Regions from separate parts of the Homo sapiens genome. Here region 2 is linked to region 1. Evidence: read pairs that join two places in POLR2A ChIA-PET (ENCODE). Cell type or tissue: CD4-positive, alpha-beta T cell. All regions are shown on one strand. Each heading gives the region's core, and the rest is flanking DNA. Links, peaks and the distances in the headings are about the cores only. Region 1 holds the start of ZNF414 (zinc finger protein 414). Region 2 overlaps MYO1F (myosin IF).

Region 1 (2,900 bases), core at 198-2,697:
GCAGCTCAGGGCTGAGCAGCGGAAGAGCTTGCCTGGTAGGGATGAAGGACAGAGAAGTGGAGACAGGTGGCCAAGGCTGGCTCCGAGGGGCTCCGCCTGTTTCCCACCCTAACCTGCCTCCCCATTACCAGTCCTGGCCCTACCTTCCAGGGACTGTGTGGGCGGGCAGTGGGTTCGCAGATGCTGTGCCAGGTCACGGACGCTGGGAAAACTGAGGCAGCAGCCAGGGCTGGAGCAAGGGATTTGCTTCCCTGCAGGACGCACAGAACAGTGGTCACTGGTCCCTTCCTCACTAGTGCTGTCCCTGACCCCAGGGTTCTGCCCCAGAGAAGCAAATATGATGTGCTGGGGCCTTTACTCTCTGCCTACCACAACAGACTGGTCTGCCACAGTGCAGGGGCTGGACTGGCCAGGCTCACCATTGGAGCCACAGCCTGGCATCCACCGGCTGCTCCGTAAAATGATGAGTGGCATCCCTCTAGAAAGGCCCTGAGGTTAGAGATTCTCTACGTCTCGCTTCTATTGTTTCAGGGACTGTGATTCCCCAGAAGACCCCATCACAGATCACCTGGAGGTGGGCGTCGTCTGGGAGGCCGCAGGTCCTCGCTGGTCCCGGAGACTATGCTGGTCAGGCCAGGGCTGGGTCCGGGGCCAGGCTGGCAGCTGTCTGGGGCTGGGGAGGAGCCCTGCTGCATCCCTCCAGCCCCTCCACGTTCCCACACTGGCGGTGTGGCTGCCTGCTCAGGGCCTGGCTCCTCCGACATGGAGGAGGAAGGGGCTGCAGCTGGCACAGCCGGGGACAACACCTCCTTGTCGGTCTCACTGGAGCTGGGCTCTGCAGTGGCCAGCATGTCTGGGATGGGCCCTGAGGGTTTCTCCTCCTGGTGGAAGGAAGAGGCGGAGAGAACCCTTCTGGGCTCTGGGTCAACCCAGTCGGCCCCCATCCTAAGGAATCACCAGCAGGAGAGGATAGGGGAATACGTAAGGGTGGACTAAGCTCTTTTTTTCTTTTTATAAAGATGGGGTCTCGCCATGTTGCCCTCACTGGTCTTGAACCCCTGGTCTCAAGTGATCCTCCTGCCTCAGCCTCCCAAAGTGCTGGGATTAGAGTCGTCAGCCACTGCACTGGCCCGGATTGAGCTCCTTATGCATACGGGAGAAACATCTGCTCTCCTCAACTAGGATAGGTGGGAGCCCCAGTATGCACACAAGCGTGGCCTAGAGGGAGTGGGCGGGGCCAAGGCTACGGAGGCGGGGCTATGGGCAGGCATGGACTGGGAAGATGCTAGAGGAGCTAGACATGGATTGTCTGAGGACCGAGACCGGCCGGCCTCGAGCAGTGTGGACAATCTTGGAGGTGCTGGGGGCCCGGATGTAAGAAGTTTAGGGGCGGAGTCCTAGCCTGACGGGCGTGGTCCATTCCGGGCCGGGCCCGGAAGTAGGGCGCTCTCCGAGTGACAGCCAGCGGCGGACGGGTGCCCGGATGTGGGGGCGGGGTCGGCCGGAGGCTGTAGGCGCGACAGGGCCGCTCCCCGCCAGTCCCCGCAGCTCCGCCGCGCCCGCGACCCCGGTGCCGCGCTCACCATCTTCGACACGGCTCGGCCTCTTGTTTCTGCGGCTCCGGCGGCTGCAGCTTAGGCGGCGGCCACCCTCTGGGCAGTGCGAGTTCGCGCTCACGTCAGCGCCATTTTCCACCTCTCAGCTCTCGCGAGACTGGGGGCGGGGCCTGCGCAGGGCGCTCGGAGAGGGGGCGGGGCCTGAGGGCAGAGTCACCCTGGAGCTCAGGTCGGACGCTGGTGCAATCTTGCTATCTATCCCCGGGCAGTCAGCGCGCACTTCAGCAGACTCCGTGCACGGAGATCCGGGATGACCTCGCTGTCCTAGTCTTCAAAGTGGGCACCTTCATCCCTCTAGTCTTGTCCCAAGATCAGCCCTGGACAGGCGATAAACAGCAGTTCTTTCTTTATATTTTTTATTTTTTTTTGAGACAGAGTTTCGCTCTTGTTGCTCAGGCTGGAGTTTAATGGCGCGATCTCGGCTCACTGCAACCTCCGCCTCCTGGGTTCAAGCGATTCTTCTGCCTCAGCCTCCCAAGTGGCTGGGATTACGGGCGCCCACCACCACGTCTGGCTAATTTTTTGTATTTTTAGTAGAGACTGGGTTTTACCATGTTGTCCAGGCTGGTCGTCACCTCCTGACCTCAGGTGATCCACCCGCCTCGGCCTCCCAAAGTACTGGGATTACAGGCGTGAGCCACCGCGCCCGGCCAGTTCTTTATTTTTTATAGTGTTGAGACAGGGTCTTGCTCTGTCGCCCAGGCTGGAGTGCAGTGATGCGATCATAGCTCGCTACAGCCTTGACCTCCTGGGTTCAGGCGATCCTCCCATCTCAGCCTCCCGAGTAGCTGGGATTACTGGCGTGTGCCACCATGCCCAGCTAATTTTTAAATTCTTTTTAGAGACAGGGTCTCTCTGTGTGTTGCCCAGGCCGGTCTCAAACTCCTGGGCTCAAGCGATCCTCCCGCCTTGGCCTCCCAAATGTTAGGATTGCAGGCGTGAGCCACCTCGCCTCCCCTTGCACTCACATTTTAAAATGGGGAAACAGCATCGCTCGAGCCAGGGACGTCGAGGCTGCAGTGAGCGTGATGGCACCACTGCACTCCTGCCTGGTCGAAAAAGCGAGACCCCCATCTCTAAAAGTTAAATAAAAATGGGGAAATAGTAAATCAACAAGTGCAAAAACAATCTTTTGTCCTATTCAGAGCAATGAAGGAAACAATGAAATGTCGAAGTGATGGGTCAGGGAAGCCACTCTGAGGAGGTGACTTCGGAGCTGTCTCCAGATGATCAAGGAGTGAGCTGGTGGAAAGCCCGAGGAGCAGGGGGCTCTACCGGATAGCT
Region 2 (2,900 bases), core at 286-2,785, 57 kb after region 1:
GAAAGGCAGTCAGGGGCTTGAGGTGGGTGGGGTAGGAAGGACGGGTAGCTTCTTCCTTCAGCTCTTCAGAGAGGTCTCTCTACCCCAAGGCTGAAGGCAGAACTAGGGCAGGCGGGGACAACCTTCCTGGTATCACACCAGGGAGGGGCTGTTTGTGGTGAAGGTGATGGTGCCTATGGGGCTGGGGGATGTGTGCCATGGAGGGAACACACTTCCTGGGCCCCTACTGTGCATGGAGGTAGGTGGAGACCAGGCTTAGGTGGACCAGGCCCAGAACCTGCCCTTGGGGGGCTCGGTGTTCCCCAAGTGGTGTCTCAGTTGCCCAGAGGAGACCATGGCTGGAAAGTACTGTGGAGAGGTGAGAGGGCTTCCTGTAGAAGGCACGTCTTGCAACATGAACTTTCCAGGCAGCATCAGTGGTGGCTGCAAGAGACATCAGCCAGAGAGGCCTTGGGTGTGTGGTGGACACCAGGATTCTAGTCTGTTTGGAATGGAGGGTCATGGTCCTGGAGGGATAGACAGCCCAGGCCATGTGGGGTCAGCACATAGTCCTGCTGGCCTCTCATTGCTTAGGAGGACAGGAGGCTGTGGTCAAGGTGCCTGTTATTTTTTTTGGACAGAGTCTTGTTCTGTTGCCCAGGTTGGAAGGCAGTGGTTTGATATCACTGCAGCCTTGACCTCCCAGGCTCAAGCGAATCCTCCTGCCTCAGCCTCCTGAGTAGCTGGGACCACAGGTGCATACTACCACGCCTGGCTAATACATTTTTTTTTTTTTGAGATGGAGTCTTGCTCTGTTGTTCAGGCTGGAGTGCAGCGGCATGATCTAGGCTTACTGCAACCTCTGCCTCCCAGGTTCAAGTGATTCTCCTGCCTCAGCCTCCCAAGTAGCTGGGATTACAGGCGTGCACAACGCCTGGCTAATTTTTGTATTTTTAGTAGAGACCAGGTTTCATCATGTTGGCCAGGCTGGTCTCGAACTCCTGACCTCAGGCAATCCACTCATCTCGGCCTCCCAAAGTGCTGGGATTATAGGCGTGAGCCACTGCACCCAGCCACATTTTTTTTTTTATTTGAGATGGAGTCTCGCTCTTGTTGCTCAGTCTGTGAGTGCAGTGGCATGACCTTGGCTCAACCTCTGCCTCCCAGGTTCAAGCAATTCTCCTGCCTTAGCCTCCTGAGTAGCTGGGATTACAGGTGCACGCCACCACACCTGGCTAATTTTTGTGTTTTTAGTAGAGACAGGGTTTCACCACGTTGGCCAGGCTGGTCTTGAACTCCTGACCCCAAGTGATCTGCCCGCCTTGACCTCCCAAAGTGCTGGAATGACGGGCACTGGGATGAGCCACCGCACCCAACCACATTTTTTTTTTTTTAAATAGAGACAAAGTCTAACTATGTTGCTTAGGCTGGTCTCAAACTCCTGGACTGCTGATCCTCTTGCCTTGGCCTCCCAAAGCGCTGGAATTACAGGTGCAAGCCGCTGTGCCCGGCCAAGATGGCTGTTAATAGTGTGGCCTTGGGAGTCACTGAGTCAAAATCCTCTTTCATTTTAGATTGGGCAGCTCACCTAACCTCTCTGCCTCAGTTTCCTCATTCGGAAAATGGGAACATCGAGGGGTGCAAATCTCACAGGCTGCTCTGCAGATTCAACGAAGCAAAGGTTGTCCAGTGTAAATGCTAGCGTTCCTCACTGTCCCCATCAATGGTGGCCATGAGCTGGCCAGGAGGAAGGGCTGGAGGAGGGAGCTTTTGCAACTCACCCCATGGGCTCCAGGCTGTCTGCTTTTTCTGGGCGTGATGAGCAAGAGCTCTAGATTGAAGACAGCAAACAAACAGCCACTTCCTTCCTCACCCAGGTCCTGCGAGCTGTGGTTGCCGGGAGGAGAGCTAAGCCTCCGTAGCTGCTTCTGGAGCCAGCTCTCAGCTCCCAGACCCTGCCCTGGTGCCTGAGGGTGGCCCTGGAGCCTTGCCCCCAGCTCAGTGGGGCTCTGGGGCCACACCCTGCGTCCATGCACTGTGCAAACAACATTCTCACCTCCAAAGGCTCCATCCCTCAGGGGAGCAGGGGGACTGGACTCTGTTTCTTTTCTTTTCTCTCTCTCTCTCTTTTTTTTTTTTAGATGGAATCTCACTCTGTTGCCCAGGCTGGAGTGCAGTGGCATGATCTCGGCTCACTGCAACCTCCACCTCCTGGGTTCAAGCGATTCTCCTGCCTCAGCCTCCCGAGTAGCTGGGACTACAGGCGCCCGCCACCGCGCCCGGCTAATTTTTTTTTTGTATTTTTGTATTTTTATTGTTTTGAGACGGAGTCTTGCTCTCTCACCCAGGCTGGAGTGCAGTGGCGCCATCTCGGCTCACTGCAAGCTCTGCCTCCCGAGTTCACGCCATTCTTCTGCCTCAGCCTCCCAAGTAGCTGGGACTACAGGCACCCGCCACCACGCCTGGGTAATTTTTTGTATTTTTAGTAGAGACGGGGTTTCACCATGTTAGCCAGGATGGTCTCGATCTCCTGACCTCATGATCTGCCCGCCTCGGCCTCCCAAAGTGCTGGGATTATAGGTGTAAGCCACCGCGCCCAGCCCCTGTATTTTTAGAGACGGGGTTTCACTGTGTTAGCCAGGATGGTCTCGATCTCCTGACTTCGTGATCCGCACGCCTCGGCCTCCTAAAGTATTGGGATTACAGGCGTAAGCCACCGCGCCTGGCCTTTATACGTGGGGACCCTTGTCTTTCTGGAGCTGGGCTCTTTGTCTCGTCGCTGGAGATTGCTGACAGTCGGTGGCTACCGTCTCAAACATCTCCACGCAGAAGCTGGAGCTGGGGAACCCTGGTCTTGTCCCTCCTGCTTTTTGGGGAAGATCCTCTGGGATGTGGTCCCCAACCCCCAAGACAGAAACCTG

What was found. ChIA-PET counts read pairs that join two places held together with the same protein. Peaks named below come from ENCODE experiments on the same cell type or tissue, not always from the same donor. Only the 100,000 strongest peaks of a DNase experiment are listed, where the experiment ranks them.
Region 2: POLR2A ChIA-PET joins it to region 1 with 105 read pairs; 25 of 35 experiments call an interaction of 5 or more read pairs at or near these places.

What each region holds. Positions count from the first base shown.
Region 1 is chr19:8,512,461-8,515,360 of GRCh38, forward strand. It overlaps ZNF414 (zinc finger protein 414), which reads right to left and starts at 1,707. Exons shown (of 8, transcript NM_001146175.2): 1 at 1,584-1,707; 2 at 569-881; 3 at 144-251; 4 at 1-32. The coding sequence starts at 1,586. RefSeq lists a silencer at 1,408-1,717. In CD4-positive, alpha-beta T cell, for the core only: no CTCF peak of the experiment used is centred there; DNase peaks (open chromatin) are centred at 773, 1,431 and 1,741; H3K4me3 peaks cover 1,600 bases; H3K27ac peaks cover 2,114 bases.
Region 2 is chr19:8,569,316-8,572,215 of GRCh38, forward strand. All of the region lies in intron 1 of MYO1F (myosin IF), which reads right to left. Among named protein-coding and RNA genes, the nearest start is that of MYO1F, 6.7 kb to the right of the region's middle. RefSeq lists an enhancer at 1,919-2,078. In CD4-positive, alpha-beta T cell, for the core only: no CTCF peak of the experiment used is centred there; a DNase peak (open chromatin) is centred at 1,846; H3K4me3 peaks cover 1,808 bases; H3K27ac peaks cover 1,959 bases.